Linked DNA regions of Mus musculus: regions 1 and 2 are each linked to region 3. A link is a loop called in an ENCODE intact Hi-C map of the cell type or tissue named here. Cell type or tissue: heart. All regions are shown on one strand.

Region 1 (5,000 bases), 220 kb before region 3:
GGTAGGCGGATGTCTCTGAGTTCTAGGCCAGCCAAGGCTACACAATGGGACCCCATATTTGTCCGTCTTCCTAAGCAGGGTGTCTCTTAGCAAGGTGTAGCCCTGGCTGTCCTGGAACTCACTCTGTAGATCACGCTGGCCTCAAACTCAGAAATCCCCCCGCCTCTGCCTCAGGCGCCGGAGTATAAAGGCGGGAGCCACTGTTGACATCTGCCTCACCTCCTGTCTACAATGCCCCCAGTGAGGGTCTGGGCGGGTCCCGGACAGAGCACTCATCTCCAGGATCCAAAAGTGTCAATACAATCTGAAAATGATGTGGTCATGCGTGTCCGTTCCTTGTACTTTAACTTCGTGATACACTTCGTGATTCATGACTTCACACCCTGTCTTCAACAGAAAAAAAGCTATGTAGGAGAACTTCAGGCCTCAGTTTCTCCCAATCTAACGTGGGAAACCGTCTTTTCAGGTGCGATAGCACCACCTGGCGGCCTCCACTGCTGGGTTGAAGCCCCGCCTCCATGATGAAAAATCTTACCCTGGGCGCAGTTCCGCTGGCGCCCGGCAGGCGGCGCGCACACCCTGCGGCGCGAGTCGGATGCCTTTCAAGTTGCCAGAATTGTATCTTGTGAATTAGGAGACCTGTCATAAGGAGACCTGTCATTATGTCATTATGCTTGCCACCTGGACCCTTGGCTAAATATATCCCTGCCATAAAAAAGGGACCAGCAGATTTAGGCTTTTGTCTTTGAAGATTCTATCAAAAAATACTAAGAACAGTATTTTAGGGGTCAGCAACAAGGTTCAGAAGGTAAAGGCACTTGCTGACAAGCTTGGCGTCCTGAGAATCTTGGCATCCCAGAATACACATAAAGGTGGAAGGAGAAAGCCGACTCCACTAAGTTTTCCTAGGACCTCTATGCGTGAGCTGCTGAAGCCCTTCTGGTCTCGGTCTCTTTCTCTCTCTCTCTCTCTCTCTCTCTCTCTCTCTCTCTCTCACACACACACAGACACGAGAGAGAGAGAGAGAGAGAGAGAGAGAGAATGGGAATGTATGTTGCTTTCATTATCTTGGCAGAATGTTTTGGGGGGTTGCCCAAGTTTACAGGGGACACACAAGATGATTAGAGGGAGAAAGATCTGCTAGTAGCCCGTTTGATGCTGGAGAAGAATGCTGGTGTGCAGGCCCAGCTCCACCCCGGGGCCACACCCCAACACATCAAGGTGTCTAAAGTTTGAAGGCGCAGTTCGCTGCCACCTGCAACTTTCTTAGCCTTGCAGGCTAAGGTTCCAAGCAACTGCTGCAGTCTCAGATTCTAGGGAGGATTCCGGGAACTTGGATTGGCCGGAGCCACCCCATCTCTCCAGACACTCACACAAGTGGCTTTCAAGGGGCAGACTGCTCAAGATCCCCACAACAGTCTAACAAGGGACCTGAGCACCACCTATGGGGAACTAGTCGAGGTCGGGGGTTGCCCTGAGCACTGGCGTTACCCACTAGAATCGTCTCAACTTCTAGCTGAGCTCACATCATGCCTCGGTTTCCCAGCCTGCAAAATGGGACCTCAGAATCCAGTACTCTCCCGAGACGAACTGGGTAGACCGAGGCAGGGGCTTCACTGAGTTGGTTAAAGGATGGCCCTCCTTTCCCTCGCTCCTAGGTACGGTCGTCACGGTTCCTCGCATTTCCTCGAACGCGCGCGCAGCCCAACCCGGTGCTTTTGCGCACGCAGCGCCCTCACACCCCAGCGTCCCAGCCCCCGCAGATCTAGCCTAGCCGGGGGTTTTTAAGCCCATTTCAGAGACGTGGAGCCTCAGGCCCGGAAGGTTAGGGTAGCATAGTGGGCGGAGGTTCCAGCTCCAAGCTTGGCTTATCCATCTTGCGTTCCGGGTGAAACCAGGAAACGGCCGGGGGCCCAGGTGACTTTCCGCTCAGAGGTGGGGCGAGGAACCCTTTTTAACTCTTCGGGATTCCCGCGATGGGGCTCTCGCAGCCCCGCCCTCCCGCTCGCGGCCTCTGCGCCGTGGGCTGCGGCGTGCACTTTGCGCACGGTCCCTAAGATGGGGGCGGAGCGTCCCTCAGTCCGGTTCCCCCTTCCTTTTATTATTTATTATCATTTAAAGGGGCCGCGACCTGAAGTTTTCCGTCCACTCTGTGGCGGCTCTCCGGCTCCCCTCCACCTCCTCCCACCGTGGACGTCCTCAGATTGAGTTGGAGAAGGGGGACCCCGGTGTGGTGTCCTGGGAAAGCTTGGAAAGGGGGACCCTGGAGAGACACCCACCACCTCCTCCTGCGTCCCCGGGGCTGCTGAATCACCGGCGAGGTATTTGCATCTGAGAGCAATTTGTCACACGGCGATTCGTCTGCTGGGTGGGGGAGGGGCGGGGCGGGGGGCCCGGTCGCGCGCGGAGACCTCGTCCCTATCCGATCCAGACGGATGGAGATGTAGACGCGGCCTGGAGACTCGGTGAGGCGGGTGACCCCGAAGCCAGGAGCGTGCACTGGGCACCAGGGGGAGGCCAAGGGGGAGAGAGGCCACCGGAGGCCACCAGCAGGCTGGACTCTGGGCTGGGCTCCGGGCACCGGGGCATGCGCCCCCCGGGCCACCCCGGGCGGTAAGGCCTTTTGCAGCGCGGCTCTAGCGATCTCTCCTAAAGGTGGCAGCGTAGGGCACCCTGGAAACCGACAATTGCGGGGTCTCCAAAGTTAGGCAAAGACGCGCGCGTAGAGGGGTGCAGGGCTGAGTATGCGACTTGACGGATCAGAGTTGGGGTGGCTGTTGCGGTTGTAGATCTTGGAGACCTTCATCCGGTACACGAGTGCGCGGGGGTCGCGAGTGCGCGCTGTCCCCTGGCGGAAGGAAACGGACCCGGGGTGTGTGTGTCTGTGTATGTGCGCGCGCGCAGAGGACTGGGGGCTGCGCTCTGGGAACATGGTTTTGCTTTTTCTTATTAATTAAAAAAGATGTTTGGAGATAGGATCTTACTGTGTAGTACGGGCTGACTTAGAACTCGAGTTAAAGCTCAGACTAGCCTGAAACTCGAGGCCATCCCCCTGCCGCAGCTTTCCTTCCCAAGTGCTTGGGAAAATCCCAGGCCGGGCGCGCCACCACGCCCCGGTACCTACAGTTCTTTTTCTCTTCCAAACCTGTGTCCAGCGGGGTCCGCCCATCTCCCCCCCCCCATTTCGTTCCCTAGCTCCAGTGTACTACTGGGACTGGGGTCTCCACTTGCCCCGCGGGGTGCGCCCATCCAGATCCCTCCGGTAGGGTCCCCTGCCCCCCCCCCCCCGACACAAAAGAGGGAGCAGGAAGCGCGGAGTGCGCGCGTGTGTGTCAACTCGCAGCGGGTTTGTCAAATATCTTCCGTTTTTTACGACTTGGGCAGCAGGGTCACCCCCCCTCCCCAGCTCGCTCTTTCCAAGAAGCCTTTGAAATACCGACTCCACTGGGGGGGTTGTTTGTTTGTTTTTTTGTTGTTGTTTTACATTTGTCCTCTGACTGGGGTGTGTTTTTGCACACGTCTCCTGGGGGGGCACAGTGCCTTCTTTCCCAGCCCCCTCCCCAGCTCCTGCCCTTCCCCCTCCACCTCCCTTGGAGGAGAGAGGGGCCCCTTTCGCCACCCTCGGGCCCTGGCCTTGCACAACTCCAAATAACCGTGTTTTGCAAGGCCTGGCCGAGCTAGTGACCTCTCTCTCTCTCTCTCTCTCTCTCTCTCTCTCTCTCTCTCTCTCTCTCTCTCTCTCTCTTCCCTCTCTCCCTCTCCCCCTCCCTCTCTCCCTCCCTCCCTCCCTCCTTCCCTCCCTCTCTCTCTCTCTCTCTCTCTCTCTCTCTCTCTCTCTCTCTCTCTCTCTCTCTCTCTCTGACCTGAGGCTTGGAGGTGGTGGGGGGACTAGGGTGTGGCTCTGGGTCTCTTCCCCACTGCAGCCAGATCCCCCTTCCACAAACACCAGCTACCAGTTCCTAGTAGATCTTTCTGAGAATGCCATAAATTGAGGGTGGGGGCCAAGGACAAAGGGCTGGGGGAGGGGTCTATAAGGATGGGCAACGTTGGCTCAGGGTACCGGTACCTCTAGAGGGTGGGGGATGTCCAGGCCTGACCTAGGGGCAGCTTTGGGGTTTCCATCTGTGTCCCTCCAGGGCTACCAGCCCCACCAGTGGAGGCCTACCCTGTTCCCCTCCCCCACCCTCCACCAGGAAGGGTCATTAAACCAAACAGACCTGGGTGGGGGGACGGGAGGCTGGGAGAGGGGCTTCCTCTAGCTTTTTCCTCATGCCTTCCCCCACCCCACCCTCAAAGAGGGGGCGTCGCTTTCAGCATTTCCGTGGGGGGGGGGTTTGTGCTCAGCGGGGTGGGGGAAGGGCGATGGATCAAGCCAGATAGTGTCCAGAAATGTCCCCTCCAGCAGTTCTTGAGTCTGGTGGACCAGGGTGACCAGCAGCCACAGGGTGTGGAGGGACTGAGTGTTGAGGCCACTCATGTGTCCAGGCCTCCAAGGTTTCTCTTTCTTGGGAAGCCTAGGCTGAAAGGGGTGACCCTTGGCATTCTTTTCCTTTGGGGCCACCCACCTGCCAGAATTCTGCTGAAAGTGTGGGGTTTGGGGTGACCCCAAAGGAAAAGGAAGGGGTCTAGGGAAGGGGACATTAGACGTCCTCATTCTCCTTGAAGATCTAGAGAGTCCTGAACTGCAGAGGTCTCCTTAGGCAGGGGAGCAGATGACCAGGATGTCTGTTGAAAACAACAGCCAGGAGTTGTCTGCCTTCTTCACACACTGGGTTGTTGGGGTCACTCCCAGGGGTTCTGTACGCAAAGACTTTTGAGGTTCAGGCTAGACAGAGGATGGCCTGTCAGATTTTCTGTCTGCAAGGTGGACTAAACTCTCCCCTTGAGCCATGGTCCCTTGATTTCAGGCCATTTGAGTGTTGCTGGGCACTGTCCACTCTCTTATTGGTGGCTTATGGGGGGGGGGAGTGTCGAGTTATGGCCTGGAGCCAGGTGGGACC
Region 2 (5,000 bases), 80 kb after region 3:
GGTGGTGGGGCTGCTTTTGATCCTAGTTGTTAACACAGAATTTTATCCCAGTTGGTTCCTGCCAGTCCTTCGTAGGCATCCTCTGTTTTGTGTAAAAGTCACTTATAAGACTGGTGCTCCCTTTGAGACAAAATTACATTCAGATCCACACTCCCTTGTCTTGGGTCTGTTTGTCACCTCTCCTTCTCTCCAAATCCTTGTCCACCTGCAACCAGAAACCGAGTTTCGCCAGTGGATTGAGGACCCAAGTGAGGTTTGTCCCATCTCTGCTGTGCTGCAGCCTCAGTGGCCAAGGGGATGCTCTCTTTCTCCTGCCTTTGCTAGATAGTGTTTGCGCATACATGTATATGTGTGTGTTAGTGTGTGTGCATGTGTATGTGTGCACGCATGTGTGTGCCCACGCACACATGTGCCTGTGGAGGTCAAAAGAGGGCATCAGGTCCCCTGACGCTGGAGTTACAGGCTGCTGTTAGCTGCCTGATGTGCATTCTGGGAAATAAACTCAGATCTCCTGCAAGAGCATCAGTCTGCACTGTTAACCACAGCTCTACCTGTGTGTGTGTGTGTGTGTGCACGCATGCACGTGCCTGTCTGTGCATATGAGCCTAAACTCCAGGCATCCAGAGACAGGATTAGAGGCATGCATCATTACACCTGGGTTTTTGTTATGGATTCCTGGGATCGAACTCAGGTCCTTGAGTTTGCATGGCTAGCACTCTAGCTCCTGAGCCTTCTCCCCAGACTCTTTCTCTTTGTTCACTGCTGAGAGCTGAGAGATGCACTGCATGTAGCAGTGAACTCAATCTAAGACTGAAGTCTACACGTACTGCTAGTCCAGGGAACTTCCAATTGTGGATGTTCTGAAAGATTACATTGGAACATCACAATCTCCTCTGAATTAAGGTAGCATAGCACTGGTATTCCCAACATCCAAGACCCCAGTTAGGTCGTGAGGGGACCTTAGGAGGAACCGCATTGCCCTCACTGTGTCCCTGCTCAAGTTTTACAGTTTAGCCCTGATGTAGGATATTCAGTGCATAATGGACAGGACAGTCACTTGTCATGGAATCTCAGAGGACCCCCAACAGGAAAAGACATGGGAAAATGCACTAGCAATGGGGGTCAAGGCCTCTGTTCCTGGGTGCCCGACCCTGGCACATCTGTTCACTGAAGCTGAGGAAGAAGAGAGTTCATAGTGAGTGGGTTAAACAGGGACCAAGTTAACTGGTTCATGGGTAAGTGAGTTAGTAATGAATGGATCAACTGGCAAGTTGGTTAAACCATGAAGAGGTTACTAAATGGATGGGTTGATTAGTAAACGGCTAAACTGATGAATGGGTTGGTTAACTGGTGACTGGGTTTAACTAATTCCTTACATTACCATCTTTTGCTCACTGCTTCTGCTTCAATTGTGAACCTATAGAACCAACCTTGCTGAGAGACCTGGCCATCCCATGCATCCCACGGACACGCTCACACCACCCACTCACCCACATCCCCTCCACCACGCATAACCTCCAAGCTTATGCAGACCAGTAATGCTTGGTGGTGACAATGTGACAATCCTCACTTCAAGAGAATTACCTGAGAATCAGTGGCCTAGAACACACACACACTGCCCACTTTGGCCAGTGCTGTCAGGAGACCCTAGTACTGCCATCTAAGCTTCTGGGCCTGGGATTCCTGACCCCATGTCACTTGTGGCACAAGCCACCATCCTAATGACACCCAGGGTGCAGGCCCGTCATCTCACCTCTGTGGCCAACAACAACACTTGTTCTCCATCTGTAATAAGCACAGTAGAAAAACACTTAGGTTGGAGAGATGGCTCTTCCAGAGGATGGAGGTTCAAATCCCAGCACCCACGTGGCCCCTCACAACTTCCTGTAGTACTCCAAGATCTGATGGCTTCACACAGACATGCATGCAGGCAAACGCCAATGCGCATGAAATGGGAATAAGTAAACCATTTTAAAAAGGAAAAACAGTCATGAGAGACCAGGTCAGTGACATTGCTCAGGTGAGCAGCCTAACTGCCTTAGTTAAGAATTTGAGTGTGAACCTCACCTGCAGTGGTGGCACACGCCTTTAATCCCAGCATTTGGCAGGCAGAGGCAGGTAGAGTTTGAGGCCAGCCTGGTCTCTACAAAGTGAGTACCAGGACAGCCACAGCTATACAGAAAGATCCTGTCTCAAAAAAACAAAAACAAAAACATTTGTCGGCAGCCAAACTGGAAACTTCCAGTTCTAGAAAAGTCCATGGATACAGGTCCTGGATGCAGCCCCCCTCCCTCCCAGTCGCTGACTATGCTTGGGGACCTAGGTATGAGGCCATCTCACATTCTATTTTCCACTTCAGGACTTGGGCATCCTCACTGGATGGCTTTTTTTTTTTCCCACATAGGTGGGATAACTTCCTTCTGGGGTGGGAATCGGGTTACTTCGGAAGCTGGAAGGTACTAGAAGTCTGTGAGGAGCTCGTGAGGCCTTCGCCTTCCCAACCCCCCTCTGTCTTCGCATAGCTGCTCGCAGGCGGAAATCTGTCTGGAAAAAGGGCCCACTTTCCGTCTCAGGAACCATTGCAGGATGTAGGAAAACTGGGGCGTGGACTACGGGCTGAGGCGTGGTCTAGGGAGGCCGCCGCCGTCTGTGGGAGGGGCCATGATGTGAGCTCCATCTTCTTATTGGCCAGCAGCGGGGGGTGGGACTTGGAGCGGGCCTCCCGGTCTACCCTGCCTCGGGCCCAGGGGGAGCCCTCGCCGCGCACTCCACAAGTTGGGCAGGAGGGAAGGCGGTGGAGGGCGTGACCGATGGGCTGAGGCGTGGCCCGCAGGAGGTGGCGCGCTCTTGGGGGGCGGGGTCGAGGCGCAGGTACGCAGTTCCCATTGGGCGGCGGCGCGGGCGGGACTCGGCGCCGCTGTGAGGCAGGCCCCGCCCCTAGCCCGCGGGGATCTGCGCGGCGGCGGAGGCGGTGAGCGCGCGGGCTTGCGGCGGCGGTTGGCGGGCGGGCTTCCGCCGTTGGGACCGCCGCGGCCTGGTCGCTCAGGCTCGGACGCCGCGTCAGGCGGGCTGGGTGGGTGAGCCCGCTGCGGCCTGGGGAGGGCCGGGCGGGGTGCAGGCGGAGAGCCTGGGGAAGGGCGGCGGCTGGGCTGGACCAGCTGGGCCGCGTCCGGTTCTGCGCAGGGCCCACGTGCGGCCGAGGCCCCTGGGGGGCTGAGAACCTCGTTTCCTGGTGCAAACCCTGTGTTTCTGACCTAAGTCCCCTTCTCTGCAGCCTGAGCCCCATCCCTGCCGAGAGCCTCGTATTTCCGGCCTGATCCCTATCTTCTGCAGCCTGAACCCCGTATTTCCGGCCTTATATCTCTCTTCTGCAACCTGAGCCCCGAGTTTCCTACCTTATACCCCTTTTTTGCAGCCTGAACCCGTGTCCTTGCTAAGACCCCGAGTTTCCTGCTGGAGGCCCCTTATTGACCGGATACCTCGACCTCTGCAGTATCAACCCAACATTACACACATACACACACACACCCCGTGCCGCCTGAATCGTGAATTTACTGCTTGGTACCCTGTCTCAGCAGCCTGAATTTATGTCCTTGCTGAAAATTCTGGATTTCTTGCCTTATTTCTTCCCTTTGACCCCCTCTCTGCAGTCTAAGCCCCCAATTTGCTGCTCGAACCTTATCCCTGTTGTGAACTCTGAGTTTCATGTCAGAATCGCAGTCTCCGCGCCCAAACTCCCTCTAGCCTGACCTCCCATTCATTGCTGTAAACCCTATATTTCCTGCTGAACTCAAGTTTCTGCAGCTTGAATCTCAGTTCCTCTGTGAACCCCATCTTTGTTTCCCTACTGCAAACCCCACCTCTTTTACCTGACTCCTACCTGAACCTCTTTCTTTGCTATGGACATATTTGCTGCCCAAACCCCAGTCCTTGTTACCTGAGCCTCATCTTTTGTTGTCTGAGTTCCCATAACGCTGCAGAGCCCTTGTTATCTCCTGAAACCCCACCCTGCTTTAATGAACTCCCATCCTTGCTGGGAACCCTGTTCCCCCAACTCTGCTGCCTGTAATCCCTCTGGAAAACCTTTCCTGCTTCTACGATCCCTTCTACTACATAAACCCTTGTTTCTGCTGGTAGTTCCCTTGTTCCTGCCGTCCTTCCTGCTGCTTTGGTCCCCCTTCCCCCATCTTTCCATTTCTGTTCACAGCCCTGGCTGCTTCTGCCAGAACCCTGCATCTGTCCCTGTCCTTCCAGGGAATGGGGTATGTGGAGTGTGGTGTGTGCTGCAGCCACCCTTCAGGCCCGAGGCAGGGAGGGCTTGTGAGCTTTGCTGCTGCAGCATAGTTTGCGTGCAACCTTAAAGAGGGGATCTGTTAAATTTTATTTACAGAAAACAAGACATTTCCTCAAATTCCAGGGCCCTGCACTTGACTGTCACTTGGCTCTTTGCCCAACGTCTCAAGACCAGGCTCTGAATTGACCTGTGTCCTAGAAGCTGGGTGTGCGGCTAGCCTCTGCCCTGGAAGATTGTGTCTGTGTGAACCTCACTGCTGCAAGCAGCACCTTTCTAAAACACATTTCATTGCAGGGGACCTCTGGCCTCAGTCAAGCCTGTACCACCGCACGCCCAGATACTCCTTTCTGAGTCATGACGGATGCCAAGTATGTCCTCTGCCGATGGGGGAAGCGACTGTGGCCTGCGAAGGTGACAGCCCTTATTCTCTTAATTTCAGGAATTAGAAATGACTTTTGGTGACAATAAAGTCTTCATCAGGCTCTGTTCCTCAGAGTAACTATGAGAGAGAGCCGAGCCTGAATGCTCGGCACTGGGATCTGCTGGCACGAGTCCCAGGGTTCCCTCCACTCCAGGGGGTTTTGGTCTGGCGCTTAGGAGGCCCTAGATCCAGAATTGTCTTTAATTATTTCTCACACTAAGGGGGAAAAAAAAAAACAAAAAAAGAGTCATCTATAAAAAGGCTCAGAAGGCTGTGACCACAGGG
Region 3 (5,000 bases):
AGTCTAATGTCAGCTCTTGGTAGTGTCTGTGTCCCATCAGAATTCCATCCTCTCTGTGCCCACTGTACAGCAGGCATGGGATAATGCCTACCCCATGGTGTACACTCTCTGCAGGTGTTCTTTGACAGTGCCAACGTCAAGCAAGTGGACGTGCCTACGCTGACTGGAGCCTTTGGCATCTTGGCATCCCATGTCCCCACACTACAGGTCCTACGGCCTGGGCTGGTAGTGGTTCACACAGAAGACGGCACCACGACTAAGTACTTTGGTGAGTGTGGCCCAGGATGCATAGACGTTCAGGTTTGAGAAGGGCAGGGAGAAAGCAAAGGGAAGAAGCTTGCCCAGCCTGCCATGACAAAGATGTGGTCATCTGGGGCACAGAGTAAAGCCAGCAGCTGACCTCGCCATAGCTGGGCAGGAAGACATGGAGAAATGACGGTTGAGGAGCTAAGCCTTTAGGGTAAGATAGCCTTGGTGTAGGAGGGAGCCGGTCTGAAGGACCCACGTTTCCGGGTTGGACTTCCATCTTGCCCCTTCTCCAGATGAAGGGGTGTGTCTTGTCTTCTCTCATATCTCATTATTTAACAATACCCACGATGGAACCCAGGGCCTGGAGCTTTCTAGGCAGGGGATACAGCCCATGGTCATCGCTGGGGGATTCCAGCCGAGGGCTCCGGGCTCCGTCCACGAGTCAGGCCCCCACACACTGTTGTTCTGTATGGTTATGTTTGGGCAAGTACCAGAGCAGGCGTGGCGGTGAAGGTGGGAAGGATGTGTGCACACATGTGACGGAAGGACATTGGTGGCACCCTCCTTCATAAGCTCTTTCTGTCTTTGTTCCTTTGAGATGGGCAGAACCTGAGTTTGCCACATTCTTAGCGAGGCAGGCTGGCCAGTGAGCCACAGACACTCTCCTGCCCTACTCCTCACCATTAGGATTGGCTTCCCGCAAACTCTGCTCCTTCTCTCTGCACAGTGGGTACTCTCTCTGCACTGGCTCTGGGGCCCTTCAGTTTCCTTTTCGGTTTGCTTTCTGATTTTAAAGCAGTGTTTCCTTAGCCATGCTGACTTTGAATTTCTGATCCTCCACCTCCTGGGTGATAGGGGTGACAGGTTTATGTTGGCATACCCAGTTTCTGCCTTGCTGAGGGTTGAACCCAGGATCTTGCACATGCCAGGCAAACACAGTACCCACCGAGCCTCAGTCCTGGCTCCTCTTTTACACTTAGTTTGAGGGAAGACCTCTCTGTGTTGTCTTGAGTGGCTTTGAACTGGCAGTCCCCTACCTCAGCCTCCCCAGGGGGCTAGGCGACAGGTGTGCACCGGGCCTGGCCATCCTTTGCCACCATCCACATGCTTGGCCTGTGCCCCAGTCTTGCAGGGTCACTCTGCAAGTGGCCTAGAGTGGGCATTGGCCTGGGGAGGCAGAGGGCTGGTGGCCCTGAGCACACATGGGCGGTGAGGCTGCCCAAGGAGGCTGCTCAGACCCTCTCCTCCACAGTGAGCAGCGGCTCCGTCACTGTGAATGCCGACTCCTCTGTGCAGTTACTAGCTGAAGAAGCTGTGACACTGGACATGCTGGACCTGGGGGTGAGCAGTGGATGGGAAACTAAGGCAGGGCAGGGCAGGGCAAGTGCTGCTCACAGGAGTGTGCTTTCCTGCTTCCGGCCCTGCCTGTCCCTCACACTGGCCCACTCCTCTGCAGGCAGCCCGGGCCAACCTGGAGAAGGCGCAGTCAGAACTGTCAGGTGCGGCGGACGAGGCAGCACGGGCTGAGATCCAGATCCGTATTGAGGCCAATGAAGCCCTAGTGAAGGCCCTGGAGTAGGTGGTACCTACTGTCTGACACCCACGGGGAAACTGAGCCAGGTCCAGGCCGATGAGAAGTTCCCAGTGGGCTGAAGTGGCCACCAGGGGTCAGCAGTGCTCCAGTTGCTGGGCTTAAAGCTTCCTGGTGCCTGTCTGCCAGGTCATGGAGGATTCCCCAATCTGGCATCCCCACGATGCCTCTGGAGAGATGGCCTTGATTGCCCCTCAAAGCCACCTGAACCGTCGTCAACTTACCCAGCCTGTCTCCATTAAACACCAGGAACCAACTGAGTGTTCTGTTTCTAACTGCACAGCACAAAGCTAGGGCTCTCTTCAACCCTGCCTGGGGTTCCTGTGTCTGGCTGGGCCCCCAGAGGCAATCGGCGACTCTGGGTAGGAAACATGGTGGCTGGTTGTTGGGGTGCTGCCTGCTGGAATGGGTGGGATGGGCAAGCGTTGAGGGCAGGGCATGAAGTAATGGGTGTGACTAGTGCTGCTGGCCAGGCAAAGCGCCCTGACCACCAGCCAGGCCCCCCTGTCCCACCCCACAGGCTCTGGGAAGAATCGGGAACCACCTGCTCCCACAGAGGCTCCGCCCTAGGCACACCCAACCTGTGGGTGGCCCTAGCCTGGCTGGCTGCCTTCCCAGTCCCAGTTGGCACCTCCTTAGGCACTTAGGCCCCTAGCTGCCCCTGGGTGGGGTGGGGAGGCCTGGTAGGGGGTGGCCTTGGCACCACCCCATACCTTTGTACAACCACCCCTCCCCTTCCCACCCCACCCCCATGGCCAGGTATTATGCTGGCTTGCCCTCCTTTTATATAACCCACTTCAGCAGCCTGAGTAGAGTGCCATGGGGGGATAGGGGGAGCAGGGAGGCTTTGAGGGTGGTGAGTAGGTCTGAGCCTGCCATCACTGGGTCATCTGAAACACCTGGACAGTGACCAGGCGGGCTAGAGCCTGAGTGAGGCCTGTCGCACTGTATCAGGGCCCTGTGTGGGTGACTCCCTATGGCCACATGTGCCTGATCTGGGCATGAGTGTGCTAGAACCCTTCCCTTCCGACACTTGCAGCCTGGGGGTATTCCAAGATAAGTCACAACATGGTCATCTAGAGCCCCACGTTCCCAGCTCAGTGGTGTGTGGGCCACAGAGGTCACTGAGGTCATCGGGCTGGACAGATGTCAACAGGAGGCCCTCAGAGCAGCCTGGCCTGGCCTAGTATACCTTGTAGTGTGAATCCTTCATATCTTCCCCACCAGAACTCAGGGAGATATCTCCTATGAGGAGGTGTGAGCTTTGGAGCCTGGCCTCAGGACAGGACAGCCTGTGCTGGCTGGGCTGTGTCCTGGGACAGCAGAGCAGTAGGGCGGGACTGAGAACCTGGAGGTTGGGACCTTCCTGGAGGGCAGGGCCTGGACAGATTACTGAGTCTTGGGCTTCATGCTAAGGACAAAGGACCACACAGGAAGAAGAGACAGGAAGCAGGCAGTCTGGGCACCCTGCATTTATTACAGTGGCTTTCAGTCTGAATGGTGTCAGAGCCAGCCCACCTCACCTATCCCTTCCCTGAGGTCCCTCCAGAGGCAAACCCTGCCTCTGACCTCCACACTGCGCAGCTTCAGTTTGTACTTCTGAACAAACTCCTGCTCATCCCTCAAAGTCTCTGGGCCTCCAAGTGTTCTCTGGCCTGACCATGACCCTGGGAGACTGGGAGTGTCTGGCACGCCTGTCTGCTTGGGGGCCCAGCATGCCTGTCCAGAATGATCAGCCAGAGAGGAAGGTGACCTAGGAAGGAACTGGCCTGGGAGGGGCACCCAGGGTGGTGGTGGTGCTCAGACCAGATAAGTGCAAGAGACCGCATACGTGGACAGGAGATGGAAGGTTAGGGAAGTGATGGAGGGTCTGGCCACGCTCAAATGACAAAGGGCTGGCTCCTTGGTCCATAGGTGGGTGAGTGAGTATCCACCCCAAAGGCCAGGGCCAGGGCCAGTATGTGCCGATGCATCTGTGCTGTGAGAACAGATCACACATGCCAGGCTGCAGAAGGCCTTCCTTTGCTTGTCTGGTACTTTGTAATTAACCCAGAGGGGCCTGGAGATACAGACACATTCAGCCAAGCCCACTGATGACCTGAGCTGACTTCTGGGACCCATATGCTGGAGTGAGAACCAACTATGCTATGGTGTAGGGTGCATTAGGGACTGGGCTACTCAGAGGTCACACAGGTGACTGGCCTAGGCAAGGCCAGGGATGGATGAATCGTCACAGAAATGGCCTCTGAGGTCATCGTTAAAGGATGAGGAGGCTAGGCAGCTGTCAGGGGCACCTACTGCCTAGCAGGTGACACTACCCTGTTTTCCTGGACCTAGGCTGCTGACTAAGGAACCCCTTCCCGTTCCGCCCCCCCCTTCCACACGCGGGCGCCCCCAGGCGGAAGCACCAGGCCAACAGGAAAGGGGGCGGAGCAGGGAAGCAGGCCAAACACCCCCCCAATCCTAATGTGAGGTGAACCCCAGTACATGGGGAGGTAGGAGTTACCCAGGTCGGTGACACCCCTGAGGCACTGCTCTGTGGGTGCTGCGAAGCCCTAGGGCCGGTGTCCCTGTCCAGGCCAGCAGGCGGTGGGGTGGGGTGGGGGGGTTAGGGAATGCGTCACCATTGCCCGGCCCCCCGCCCCTTGCCCGCCCAAACTCCACCCCAGGGAAGGCGGCGCGGATAAAGGCTCAGGGGCCGCCCGCCCGGCCCCAGACCGGCACGGCCACCTCTTGCCAGGACCCATACGCAGGTCATCTGGAGCAGTGGTGACCCAGGACCTACGGAGCCGGTGAGTAGGGGCGGGACCGCACGAAACGGAGAGGGGCCCCCACCCGCCGTAAACTTCTCAGGCTGTCCCACTCTTTGTTCTTTGAATCGTCCGCACCTAGTGTGCCTCAGGACCCGGAGCCCTCCAACTTGTGGGGTGGGAGGGGCTGCGCACTATGGGCACCGCCCTGGCGGGACTGCAGCTCACGCCCCCCAACCCCCCCCCCCCCCCCGCACTCAGCCAGTGACCTTGAACTGTTTGTAGACTCAGTTTCCCTTTATGTGCGGTCTTAAGTCTTCTCTGCATTGCTAAGTATAAAGGTTCTCAACGGACCCTCCCCACATGCAGACCCCCAATTCTTGGCGCACCCCTTCCCCAGCCAAGACGCA

What was found. Hi-C counts contacts between places; a loop is a spot of excess contacts. Peaks named below come from ENCODE experiments on the same cell type or tissue, not always from the same donor. Only the 100,000 strongest peaks of a DNase experiment are listed, where the experiment ranks them.
Region 1: it touches region 3 in a loop (2.7-fold over the local background); 1 of 42 quality-filtered maps calls a loop at or near these places.
Region 2: it touches region 3 in a loop (6-fold over the local background); 1 of 42 quality-filtered maps calls a loop at or near these places.

The regions. Positions count from the first base shown.
Region 1 is chr10:79,924,936-79,929,935 of GRCm38, forward strand. It overlaps Arid3a (AT rich interactive domain 3A (BRIGHT-like)), which reads left to right and starts at 2,406. Exons shown (of 9, transcript NM_001288625.1): 1 at 2,406-2,465. Gm40715 (a long non-coding RNA gene) reads right to left here and starts at 2,056. Exons shown (of 2, transcript XR_001779822.2): 1 at 1,527-2,056; 2 at 1-654. In heart, CTCF peaks have their summits at 2,640 and 2,841; DNase peaks (open chromatin) are centred at 536, 2,036, 2,806, 3,346 and 2 weaker places; H3K4me3 peaks cover 4,669 bases; H3K27ac peaks cover 4,526 bases.
Region 2 is chr10:80,223,734-80,228,733 of GRCm38, forward strand. It overlaps Pwwp3a (PWWP domain containing 3A, DNA repair factor), which reads left to right and starts at 2,865. Exons shown (of 14, transcript NM_023431.5): 1 at 2,865-2,971; 2 at 4,589-4,705. The coding sequence starts at 4,649. In heart, a CTCF peak has its summit at 2,758; DNase peaks (open chromatin) are centred at 1,738, 2,008 and 2,758; H3K4me3 peaks cover 3,096 bases; H3K27ac peaks cover 3,045 bases.
Region 3 is chr10:80,143,718-80,148,717 of GRCm38, forward strand. It overlaps Atp5d (ATP synthase, H+ transporting, mitochondrial F1 complex, delta subunit), which reads left to right. Exons shown (of 4, transcript NM_025313.2): 2 at 115-268; 3 at 1,502-1,590; 4 at 1,706-2,101. The coding sequence ends at 1,828. It overlaps Midn (midnolin), which reads left to right and starts at 4,555. Exons shown (of 9, transcript NM_021565.2): 1 at 4,555-4,632. In heart, CTCF peaks have their summits at 1,910 (motif pointing right) and 4,258 (motif pointing left); DNase peaks (open chromatin) are centred at 1,684, 2,384, 2,954, 4,564 and 3 weaker places; H3K4me3 peaks cover 3,881 bases; H3K27ac peaks cover 3,018 bases.